3 separate regions of the Homo sapiens genome follow, and regions 1 and 2 are each linked to region 3. Evidence: read pairs that join two places in POLR2A ChIA-PET (ENCODE). Cell type or tissue: PC-9. All regions are shown on one strand. Each heading gives the region's core, and the rest is flanking DNA. Links, peaks and the distances in the headings are about the cores only.

Region 1 (4,045 bases), core at 515-3,014, 120 kb before region 3:
TCTGAGGGGGATTACTAAGCTTAGAGCAGACAACTTAAAGACCTTCCTTTCCCTGACCTGGAATTTAAAAGCAAACCTCACCCAGGGCCCCCAGGATGTTTGATGCTTGCCCCAGGCCCATCTGTGTGGGACTTCAGGCAGCTTGTCCTTCAGGACTGACTCACGAGTAAAGAAGAGGTAAGAATGCATTAAGGGAGAGAGAGTGCAGATGATCCTTTCAAGAATCTGCCCCCTTGGGCAAGCCACTTCCTCTCTGTGCCTCTGTTTCCTCATCTGTAGAATGAGAAAGTGGACCCTGCCAGCTCAGACGGACTTGTTTTCTTTTTCCTTCCTGTTCTCCTTCAGGGTTTCCATCTTTTGCAATAAGACAGGGCTGTGTCCCAATTCCTGGAAGCTCCTTTCCACCAGCCATCTTTTCTTCTCCTTGACATTGGCTGTTTCCGTGCTTCCCCTCCTTTCCCGTCCCTGCCTCCTTCCTGCTCTTGCTCTTTTTCATGTTCCCCCTTTTTTATTCTTTTTCAGCACTTCACCTTTCCCTCCTCTGCCTGGGCTTTCTAGGGTGAAGCAGCCAGGCAGGGGCCGGTTTCTGAGGTTTCCCTCCTTCCTCTCAGTGGCTTCCAGTGGACACTCGCCCATGCAGAGACAGGAAGTGGGGCTTTCAAACTGCCTGCTCAGCACTGTGGGAGAGCCCTGTCATCTCCGCCGCTGCAGGAAAGAGCCATTAACTCCAGCCTGACTTGCAAAAGGAAATTTAGAATTGCTGAAAGCCTGGCAGACTTGTGTTTATAAAACTGCCCTTTTTTTGGTCATGGTTTATCACAATGCTTGTCTCAAGACAGAAGCTAGTGCCATACCAGGCAGGATGGAGATCAGGTCTGACACTTAGTACACAATCAGTGGTTGATGAATGAGAGAATGAATGATTCTGTTGCAAAGGATGTTTCCCCCTTTTAGAACCATTGTCAGAGAAATGGGTTTTTTAAGATATGCTCCAAATGGAATTTTTAAGATATGCTCCAAATGGAAAGAGAGTAAAACAATGCTATGCATGTAAAATACATTTCCCTTTGAATTTTGGTGCTGGAAGCGTCCTCCCTGCCTTCATTCTCCTATGATACCTCCCAAAGAACCCAGACCAAACACACCTATTGAAACCACTTGTAAAAGTTTAGACTCTACCTAAGCTAACTAAGGTATGCATAGCCGGGCCAACCCCTTCCATTTTGACATTTTCTTCATTTGTTTTCTCTGCGTCTCCTCTCCAAGATCTCTTCTTCAAGCTCCCTGAGAACAAACTGCCAATCGGAACTCCCCTCCTCCCCACAAAAGACACATCCCCTTATGCAAAAGGTGAATTTTTAAATGAATGCGCTAAATTGATCTATTCTTCTTCTCTGTGTTACTCTTGATCTCTTCCTGCATGAAACTCCCTCAGCACTTGGGTTCTGTAGTGCTCACTCAACACTTAATAAATACTGCCTTATATTACTTTAATCCTTTTAATGTACCCATCCAATGCCCCAGCCACAGTGCAAGTTAATGCAAGAACGTGGGCCATGTCTGCAACCCTGGTGCCTATCCACATGTCTAATTCATAGTCAGTGATTCCTTTTTAAATTTTTTATTTTGGTTGATTACACAAGTAAAACATGCTTATGGTAGGATTACATGTTTATTGGCAGAGTAAATCAACAGAGAGAAAAATGCACAATCTCCAAAGCAATTAAAGGAATGCAAATTTTTAAAAATAAAAGACACACTTATACGTGTATTAAATGAAGAAAAATCAATAAAAATGATAAATTGCTATGTGGGAATGATTATAGGAGAGCAGATGTGCTTATACAGCAGAGGGTGGAGGGGTGCTGTCATCTGGTTTAGGATATTTGGAGCACCACCTGGAGACATATGACAGGAAGTCTAACGATCCTCATGGTGTTTAATCTTGATGCGATTGTTCACGCTGGCATCCGAGCATCCTGACCACTGCCCCTGACTGCCCCCACTAATGCTCTCTCAGCCCCTTTCCTTGCCTGTGCCCTCACCATGGATTTCCTTCTGCTTGTGTCTAAGCTCAGCTGCCTCGCCATTCCTCATTCTGCTCTAAAGTATATTTCTCCCTGAGCTAGACTTTGATAATCTGTTCTTGAAGTGTCCTCTTCAGTGTCAGATAAGTTCTGCTCTTGTGCAGGTCCATGTTCCTCCTATCAGGGACTTACAGCAAGCCCTCCAGGCAGAACCAGTCATGAGACATCACCAATTATCAGCAACCCATGTCCAAGCCATGTTGGCCATCCTTTCCTTGCCAGGAGTGTGTAAAGCAAAACTCAACAGCAGAGGCTCAGACATTGCCCATGGAGGTTATCATGGGCCAAACCAGCAGCAGGCATGTGGACTGTATCCCCTTATCCTGCAGAGCAGGCTTGAGGAGGGAAGCCCCAGATATCAGGAAGGGAATGGGCTTGGGAGGCAGGAAGACTTAGGCCCAAGTTTTAAAATTAAAACTCACTTTTACATTTACTTTTCTGATAACAAAATTATACATGTTTATTATAGTAAAATTAGAAAGTAGATGTAAGCAACAAATAAACATAAGTCAATAAATGTGATTCATGACATAAACAGAATTAAAAATGAAAAACGTAATCATTTTAATAGATGCAGAAAAAGCATTCAATAAAATCCAGCCTCCTTTTATGATAAAATCCCTCAACAAACTAGGCATCAAATGAATATATCTCAAAATAGTAAGAATCATCTATGACAAACTCACAGCCAACATCAAAATGAATGGGGAAAAGTTGAAAGCATTTCCCCCTAAAAATTAGAATGAGACAAGGATGCCCACTTTTCACCATTTCTATTCAACATAGTACTAGAAGCCCTAGTCAGAGCAATCAGGCAAGAGAAAGAAATAAAGGGCATCCAAACTGGAAAAGAGAAACTCAAACTACCTCTACCAATGATATGATCTCATACCTAGAAAATCCTAAGGAATCCTCAAAAATCTCCCAGATTTGATAAGTGAATTTAGTAGTGTTAGGTTACAAAATCAATGTACACAAATCACTAGCACTGCTATACACCAATGATGGCCAAGCTCAAAATCAAATCAAGAACTCAATCCCATTTACAATAGCTGCAAAAAATAAAAATAAAATACATAGGAATATACTTAACCAAGGAGGTGAAAGACCCCTACAAGGAGAATTACAAAACACTAATGAAAGAAATAATAGATGACACAAGCAAATGGAGAAACATACCATGCTTATGGATTAGAAGAATCAATATTGTAAAAATGACTATACTACCCAAAGCAATCCACAGATTCAGTGCAACCCTTATCAAAATACCAATGTCATTTTTCACAGAATTAGAAAAACCAATCCTAAAATTTATATGAGACCAAAGAGGGGTCCAAATAGCCAAAGCAATCCTAAGCAAAAAAAGAGCAAATCTGGAGGCATCACATTACCCAACTTCAAATTATACTACGAGGCTATTGTAATCAAAACAGCATGGAACCGGTATAAAAGTAGAATAGCATAGAGAACCCAGAAATAAAACCAAATACCTACAACCAACTGATCTTCAGCCAAACAAACAAAAACATACACTGGGGAAAGGAAATCCTATTCAATAAACAGTGCTGGGAAAATTGGATAGCCACATGTAGTGTAAAAGAATGAAACCGGGTTCCTATCTCTCACCATATACAAAAATTAATTCAAGATGGATTAAAGACATAAATCTAAGACCTGAAACCATAAAAATTCTAGAAGAAAACCTAGGAAAAACTCTTCTGGACATTGGTCTAGGCAAAGAATTTGTGACTAACACCCCAAAAACAAATGCAACAAAATAACAGAAATAAGTAAATGGGACCTAATTATTCTAAAAAGCTTCTGCATAGCAAAAGAAATAACCAACAGAGTAAAGAGACAACCTACAGAATGGGAGAAAGTATTTGCAAACTATACCTCTGACAAAGGACTAATATTCAGAAGCTACAAGGAACTCAAACAAATCAGCAAGAAAAAAA
Region 2 (4,045 bases), core at 653-3,152, 600 kb before region 3:
TGAGACATAGTCTCCCTCTGTAGCCCAGGCTGAAGTGCAGTGGCACAATCTTGGCTCACTGCAACCTCCACCTCCCAGGTTCAAGTGATTCTTCTGCCTCAGCCTCCCAAGTAGCTCGGATTACAGGCATGCACCACCATGCCCAGCTAATTTTTGTGTTTTTAGCAGATGGGGTTTCACCATGTTGGCCAGGCTGGTCTTGAACTCCTGACCTCAAGTGATCTGCCACCTCGGCCTCCCAAAGTGCTGGGATTACAGGCATGAGCCACCATGCCCAGTCTCTTTGTGACTTTCTTACGGTAAGAACTATGTTACTCTGGAGCTGCAAGGTCTGCCTTTGCCCCTACATAAGGAAGGCCCATCTGAGAAGGGAAGCAACGCAGAGCAGAGTTTAGCTGAGAGATGGGCAGAGAGAAAGTCCTGAGGATGTCACTTGAGCTCCTGGATATGGCTGAGCCTAAACTAGATGCCCCCTAAAACTTCCAAATTATGTGGATCAGTAAATTCCCATTTTTGTTTTGTTGGTTGGCTGATTTTTTTGTTGTTGTTGCCTGCAACTGCAAAAATCCAAACTAATATACTGTTTTTCCCTGCCCTGGTTCGTAACTTTGACAGCTTGTGTAAGATTTTCATGAGTCTCTGGCTCCCCTGGGTGGCAAAGAGAATAAATTCACATTTCTAGGAGTCCCACTCTCTGCACTAGCATGCTCCTTTCTACAGTTTATTTATGTTTCGACTCCCCTAGTCTCAAACATACTTGTGTGTAATCTTAGCCCACAGATGTTTTGGCAGAAATTTCTTTTTCATGGTTATACTGCTTTTCTAGCTGTGGTGGTTCTGGGTCTGCAGTCGGTCAAATCTCATCCCTGGTCCTGCTTGGGGTGGCCATTGAATTGGGTTTGAGTCAGTGGTACAGTGAGTGGCCCAAGTTGGGGGGCAGTGGGTCACCCTCTTCTAGGAGCAGTCAGCGACACAAAACACCATCTTGGTATTATTAGAAGGTTGTACCAACCAGCTATAGGAACAAGCCCCAGTGCCAACATGATTTTAAAAGTCCTAGCCAGAGGAATTAGGCTCATCCAGATTATTCTGTCTGAGGAAGAACTGACTAGTTAGAAAAAAATTACAAGTCGATAGGTGTTTTCATGATGTAAGAATCTATTTAAGAACATGAAGGTGTGGCCATATTCGTTTTATTTTGTCATGATGAATATCCTGGGGAGCCATTGCTACTGCAAAAAGGTCCCTGGAACACTTACCAATCTTTTAGTACTCAGAGACTACCTGGAAACACGTCTTTAGTATGTGCCTTTCTGAGCTGGGCTCACCTATTACATCATTGTTGCTCATTCCTTATTTTGAGCCTTGTACTTCAGAATCGCTAACCTAATCCGCATATGTATTTGTTCGTCTCCTCTGTATTTGCATACTCTGGCAGAGAAATGGAGTCCTCTTCCTCCATCCTACTCACTTTAGCTCAGGCGTCACCCACCTTATTCCCCCTTCCAACATCCTTGGCCCAGGTGAGCTACGTGTCCCACTGCTGTGTCCAAAAATTTTCTGTTCACAGAGCTGTCATTATAACGATTCCATTGGATAATTATGTTTATGGGTGTGTCCTCAACCAGACTGAGAAGCTTGAGGCACAGTTTTTAACTCTTTTTTTTCTTAAGGCCATATGTCTCCTGGCTCACGGTATGGCCCATAGCAGGCGTGCAAAGTTCATTGAATTGATATGTTCATTAAAAGTACGGGGTCGATAAAATAGCACCTGTTGAGGAACTACTGTCTAGATGCCTTAGAGAACTGTAGTGAGAATTTAACAAGAGAGCATAAATCAATGACAGGGAGATATACCTAGCACAAAGTCAACATGGTTGTTGAATGAATGATGGAAGATCTACATTTTGAAGATGAAAATGATGAAGTTCAGACAGCTTAAACTTTTTCCCAGAGTCACACAGTTAAAGTGAGAGAGGTGAGATCTGAACACAGCCCACTCTGGCCCCTAAGCCCTTGGCTTCCCCTACAGCTCCTTGTCATCTTCTGCATTATACATCTTTAGGTCTCTTGCCCCAGCAGGCAGGCAAACATTTTTCATTGTTGACAATGACCCTTGAATCAACTGTAACACTTTCACATGATGGCTTTCCATGGGAGGAATTCCAGAAATATTTGTTGCATGAATGGATGAATGAATAGACTTGGGAAATTTCCAGTGCTGAACAAAGGTGCGTGGACTAGTCCATTTAGGGCATGATACTATATATCCCTTTAGAACATGTACCAACATCACTATAGCAATCCACTAAGCAGAAATATAACGTGTTATAAAATAACACTGGAGACAGGGCCAAAAGAACAATGTCATAGAAATAAAGGTAAAGAAAAGAAAGTTAACCTTTCTAGGACAGTGATAGATTTTAAATCTGTGGTATTCAGAATATTCTTATGAATTTTTCACAATGGAATGGAGGTATTTTGACCTCCCCTCTAAAATCTGATTCTCTGATTTAGAATTATCTGCAAAGATATTCACACAGATATATGTAGTTTTTTTGAAATTTGTGGACTATCAATTATCTAGGCAGTCACGCAATATGAACAGCACAATATGAAAGATGAAGATAAGGAAACAGTTTTGCTGTTCTCTTTCATAATCCTGGGAGAGGGTTATGAAGGGAGTGAAGTGACTCGGAAGTGTCTTAGGTAACCAAGCATTAGTAATCAAAGCAATAACAACCATAGCTGTCAGCTATTGTGTGCCCTTTTAATGGAAGACATCTGGCTTAGGTGATATTACTTTATTAATTGGTCCCCACAATACCACAATGAGGTAGGATTTTTTTTTTTTCTTTTTTCGAGATGGAGTCTCACTCTTGTTGCCCAGGCTGGAGTACAGTGGCGCGATCTCGGCTCACTGCAACCTCCACCTCCTGGGTTCAAGCGATTCTCCTGCCTCAGCCTCCCCAGTAGCTGGGATTACAGGCGCCCGCCACCACCCCCAGCTAATTTTTGTATTTTTAGTAGAGACAGGGTTTCGCCATGTTGGCCAGGCTGGTGTTGAACTCCTGACCTCAGGTGATCCACCTGCCTCGGCCTCCCAAAGTGCTGGGATTACAGGCGTGAGCCACCGCACCTGGCCAAGGTAGAATTTCTTACCCACATCTTACTGGTAAGATTTTAGAAGAGTTAGGCAGTTTGCCCGAGAAAGGTTGCAGATGCCAGGATTTATACCCAGCTCTGCCTGACTCCACACACAGTCTAGAGGGTTGTCTTGTGACTATTACTATAATACCAAATGCACAGTACAGCTGCCAAGGCCCTTAACCTTGCTGCAGTTCTGAGAGTTGGTTCTCTTTCAGTTTCCTGAAGGCAGGAACGTGGGCTGTTCGTCATGGTATCTCCAGCACAAAGCAAACGGCTGCCACATTGTAGGAGTTCATCCAGATCACTCTATATGAGGAAAGTGCGAAGGTGACTTGCTAGAATAAAACATTTCAAGTCAAAGGCTAATAGGTATTTTCATTATGTAATCTATAAGGACATTTAAAACCATAAAGGTTTGGCCATGTTGGTTTTATTTTATCCTAATTAATATCATGGAGACCTACTGCTATTCCAAAAAGCCAATAAGGTCCTTGGATTCCTCCTTTTGTTACTGGTGGAGAGTGTCTAGGTTTTTGACATCTTGAACAAAGAATTGGACAAAATGCACAAACAAAACAAGGAAAGAATGAAGCACCAAAACAAGAGATCTATTGAAAATAAAAGTACACTCCACATGGTGGGAATGGGTCTTAGCATAGGGGATCAAGGCCCCAGTTCCAGAATTTTCTGGAGTTTAAATACACTCTAGAGGTTTCCCATTGGCCACTTGGTTTACACCCCATGCAAATGAAGTAGTGGTCCGCAATCAAGAGGCTGAAGCAAAGTTACAAAGTTACATTCGTATGCAAACATCTGATTGGTTGTGGAAAGCAACCAGTCAGAGGTACTTTCAATTTTCTGTCTGCTATGCAGGAAAAGGAGGGAGGGTTTGCAA
Region 3 (4,045 bases), core at 530-3,029:
TGATTCCGTCCTTGCCCTTGGATTCAAATGGGCAAGACAGACAAAATTATAATAACTTGTGGTAAGTCCTGTGCTATCTGTGTGAACAATGTGCTGTGGAAACAGGAGCAAGCAGCTGATTGCCCCAGTGGATATCTAAGAAAGGCTTCATTAAGGAGTGACTTATGAAATAGGTCATATGGAATGAATGAGAATATCCCAGGCATAAGAGAGAAGGGCATTCCTGACAGAATGAACTGCATATGCAAAGTCAGGGAGGTTTGAAAGCGTTGAACTTGTTCCAGCAACAGTAAGAAAGAAGTTTAGTGTAGCAAGAGTATAGGTATATATAGAGAAGTGAGGTGGAGCCCATTGAAGACCTATGCACCTTGCTAAGGAGGTTAGACTTTCTTCTTATATGGTGAGAAGCCCAGAGAGGTTCCGAATCTAGGATATGTAAGATAGGATATATGTGCTTTAGGATGACCATTCTGTCGGCTGTTTAAAGGATGGTGTGAAGAAAAGAGAGATTAGAGTTAGGAAATCCTTTGCATTGCTTCAAATGGGAAATAAGGACTTCAACTAAGACAGGAGTGATGGGTATGGAAAAGATGGTCTAGATTCCAGAGCTCAATTCCATTCAGTTTGTGGAACATTTACTGACATTTACCATATAGCAGGCTGCTAAACACTGTGATACAAAAAAAAAAAAAAAAAAAAAAAAAAAGAACAAGAACTGGTCTCTGATCTTGAGTTTTCTGTCTAGTGGGGAACAAAGACACACCAACAGGTCACTTCAGTATGATAATGGTTAAGTGTCATAATAAATAAAGGCTTGCAAAAGGTATGAAAGGAGCAAAGATGGGTTCATAACCTACACTAAGGTTCATAAAGCCTTCCTGAGAGGGAAACTTCCAAGCAGAATCAAGGAGAATGAATGGGAGCTGGCCAAGGGAAGCAAAGGGCAAGGACGTTGCAGGCAGAGGGCTGGGGAGAGTCTGCCTGAGGGTCAGGGAACCACCAGGAACTGCACGGAGTCTCTTGCTGCTTACCTCCATGTGGATGAGGAGTGACACGAAGGAGCCTGAGGTTGGAGTGGAAAGTTCACCTGTGTTCCTGTAGTGGAACTTGGGGATTCATATGGAGCCTCTAAGAAATGCTAAGGAAGCTTGGACTTTATCCTGTTGATGGTGGGGAGCCCACTGAAGTGTTTTAAAACATGAGGATGATGTGGGCAGCCTTGTGGCTTAGGTGGTTTATTCTGATAACGGATGAGATAATAGTAGCTCACTTTTCGTTGAATGCTTATAATGTGCCAAGCTGTGTTGTAAGCATTATGCATGTATCGCCTTGTTGAAACAACCCTGCTATTATTAGCCTCATTTCACAGGGAGGTTACTGACACACAGAGAGATTAAGTAACTTGCTCAGATTTACACAGGCAGTGGCAGAATGAGGACTTAATCCGCAGTGATCTGACTCTAACCCACAGTGATACTGCTAGGTAGGTAGATGTGAGAGAGTGGCTGGACTCTAGGGAAGAGAGGATGATGAGCTACTCTGCGGTAACAGAGAGAAGGTCACTGATGAGTCAGCTTGGGCTGCCACAGCAAAATACCACAGACTGGGCGGTGCAAGCAACAGAAATTTTCTCACAGCTCTGGAGGCTGGAAGTCCTCCAGGTGCTATCAGGATTGGGTTTTGGTGAGGACGCTCTTCTGGGCTATATATGGCCTTTTTTTTTTTTTTTTTTAAAGAGACTGGGTCTCATGCTGTCACCCAGGCTGGAGTGCAGAGGTGTGATCATAGCTTGCTGCAGCCTCAAATTCCTGGGCTCAAGCCATCCTCCTGCCTCAGCCTCCTGAGGAGCTGGGACCACAGGTGTGTACCACTGTGTCTGACTATTTTATTTTCTTGTAGAGATGGAGTCTCACTCTGTTGCCCAGGCTGGTCTCAGACTCCTCTCCTTGAGTGATCTTCCCACCTCAGCCTCCCAAAATACTGGGATTACAGGTGTGAGCCCCTGTGCCCAGCTCTAGTCTCTTCTTATAAGGACACTGATCCTATCAGATCAGGGCTCCACCTTTGACCTCACTGAACCTTAATTACTCCTTAGAGGTCACGTCTCTAAATACAGTCACATCAGGGATTAGGACATATGAATTTGGGGGAACACAAATATTCAGTCCATGACAGCGACAATTCTGGAGAGTATTTGAAGATAAAATCAGCACAAGTTGGTAATCGATTTGATGTGGGGAGTGAGGTGGAAGGAGGAGTTTAGGATGACTCTCAGGTTCTCACAAAGATGCAGAGGAGGGGCAAGCCTGTGGGGTGAATGAACAGCAGTTCGGTTGAGGTTACTGTAGTTCAGCACTTGGAAAGCTTCCAGGAGATAGTTGCGATGCTGATGTGGAGAGAGGCAGCGACGTGTGTGGATGGCAGTGGAAGCCACAGGCTGGGTCACATCACCTAGGGAAAACATGTAGAGTGAGAAGACATGTAGGACTGCCAAGATGGAAAAATATTTACGAGGCAAGCAGAAGAAAGCAAAGGGAGACTTAAGAAATAACATACCTTTATCCCTGAACCCAAAGGAAGAGAGAATTCCAGGCAACAGGGAGTGTTTGACACATTCTGCGGCCTCTTTGTATCAAATTTGTATTCTTAGGTGAGAAAAGGGAACAGGCTTAGAATCATAGCTTTTTATTGCCCAGTAGGACCAAAAGAGATGATTTTATAATTCTTTATTCTACAAACAAGGAAGCTGAAGCCCTGCAAAGCCTTGGGATTTGTCTCTTTCATGGTACAGGCAGGAGTAGAATTTAGGTCTCCCAAGCCATTTGACTTCAATCCAGCGCTTTTTACAATACATCAAATAAAATCCACCATTGTGGGGTTTGAAAATTGGGTCTATGTTATAAAAAAAATTACACTAAATGGAGAAAGAAGCATTCAAATTTTATTTGTATATGCATTTGGGGAGAGGAAGACATAGTATAGTATAGAAAATGTCAAAGACTTTGTCTCAGAGGAGAGAATACCAATGTTGGCCTTGATGGTGATGATGAGATTGACTAGTGGAAGAGGGCCTAGAGACAGGGATTCTGTCCTTACCATATTCACAGTGGAAATGGCATGTTACCAGCGGCTCCTGTTATGTCCTGAGCACACTTAAAACGAATTTTTTTTAGAGACAGGGTCTCACTCTGTTGCCCAGGCTGAGTGCAGTGGCTTACTGCAGCCTCAAACTCGTGAGCTCAAGGGATCTTCCTGCCTCAGCCCCTGGAATAGCTGGACTACAGGCAGGTGTCACCATGCACCTAAGCACACATTTTTAAATGTGACTCTGTCTTATGTTTTTTTCCTATCATTGACTAACCCCACATTAGATACATAGCAGTACTGTATTATTAGAAAATTAATTTTAAGTCAGTACCTTATTACAGGCTTGAAACTGACAAACTTCATTACTTGGGGAGAGGAGTGGGTTCTTTTACAGGATTTCAAAATTGCCTTCAGCCACGGAGACTCCCTTAAGTGAAAATTTCTGTCAGTAACAGACAGTTTATCTTAGAATTCAGTTAATGGAGTATGTATTGAGTATCTACTATAAATGAACCACGATGTTGAGCACTTCAGGAGGTATTAATGAATTGAACAGAGTCCCTATGTAAGACATGTATGGCCTGTTGCTAGAGTGAAGGAACAGCGTCATATGAACCTTTAGACTCACAAATATTTTAATGGGGTCAGCGTAGTCAATAGGGCCAGTACATCCTCATCAGTACTTACTGAAAATATGAGCTGACTTCGAGCTGTATTTCTCACTTTCAAATTTTAAAAAACACAAACTGAAGCAAGTTTAACCACCATCATGGTTTGTATGTTAATTGCTTTCTTGTTTTTACTAACTACATAAGCATGAACTTAATATAAAAGGCTACTATTTTTTCATTTTATAACTTTATGGCATGAAAATGTATACGCTGACACTTAAAATAATAAACATATGCACACCATGCAGATACTTTTACTCGGAGTTTATATTTTTGGTAGATTTTAA

Evidence for each region. Peaks named below come from ENCODE experiments on the same cell type or tissue, not always from the same donor. Only the 100,000 strongest peaks of a DNase experiment are listed, where the experiment ranks them.
Region 1: POLR2A ChIA-PET joins it to region 3 with 22 read pairs; 2 of 35 experiments call an interaction of 5 or more read pairs at or near these places.
Region 2: POLR2A ChIA-PET joins it to region 3 with 22 read pairs; 1 of 35 experiments calls an interaction of 5 or more read pairs at or near these places.

Annotation. Positions count from the first base shown.
Region 1 is chr13:30,693,021-30,697,065 of GRCh38, reverse strand. No RefSeq gene overlaps it. Among named protein-coding and RNA genes, the nearest start is that of TRN-GTT2-4, 21 kb to the right of the region's middle. RefSeq lists a silencer at 2,108-2,308. In PC-9, for the core only: no CTCF peak of the experiment used is centred there; no DNase peak of the experiment used is centred there.
Region 2 is chr13:31,170,848-31,174,892 of GRCh38, reverse strand. It overlaps LOC105370148 (a long non-coding RNA gene), which reads right to left. Exons shown (of 3, transcript XR_941825.3): 3 at 3,124-3,456. Among named protein-coding and RNA genes, the nearest start is that of HSPH1, 11 kb to the right of the region's middle. In PC-9, for the core only: no CTCF peak of the experiment used is centred there; DNase peaks (open chromatin) are centred at 2,162 and 2,682; H3K4me3 peaks cover 463 bases; H3K27ac peaks cover 1,742 bases.
Region 3 is chr13:30,575,030-30,579,074 of GRCh38, reverse strand. It overlaps a transcript of HMGB1 not described here. Among named protein-coding and RNA genes, the nearest start is that of USPL1, 41 kb to the left of the region's middle. RefSeq lists a silencer at 1,276-1,335 and an enhancer at 1,556-1,635. In PC-9, for the core only: no CTCF peak of the experiment used is centred there; DNase peaks (open chromatin) are centred at 1,574 and 2,314; H3K27ac peaks cover 413 bases.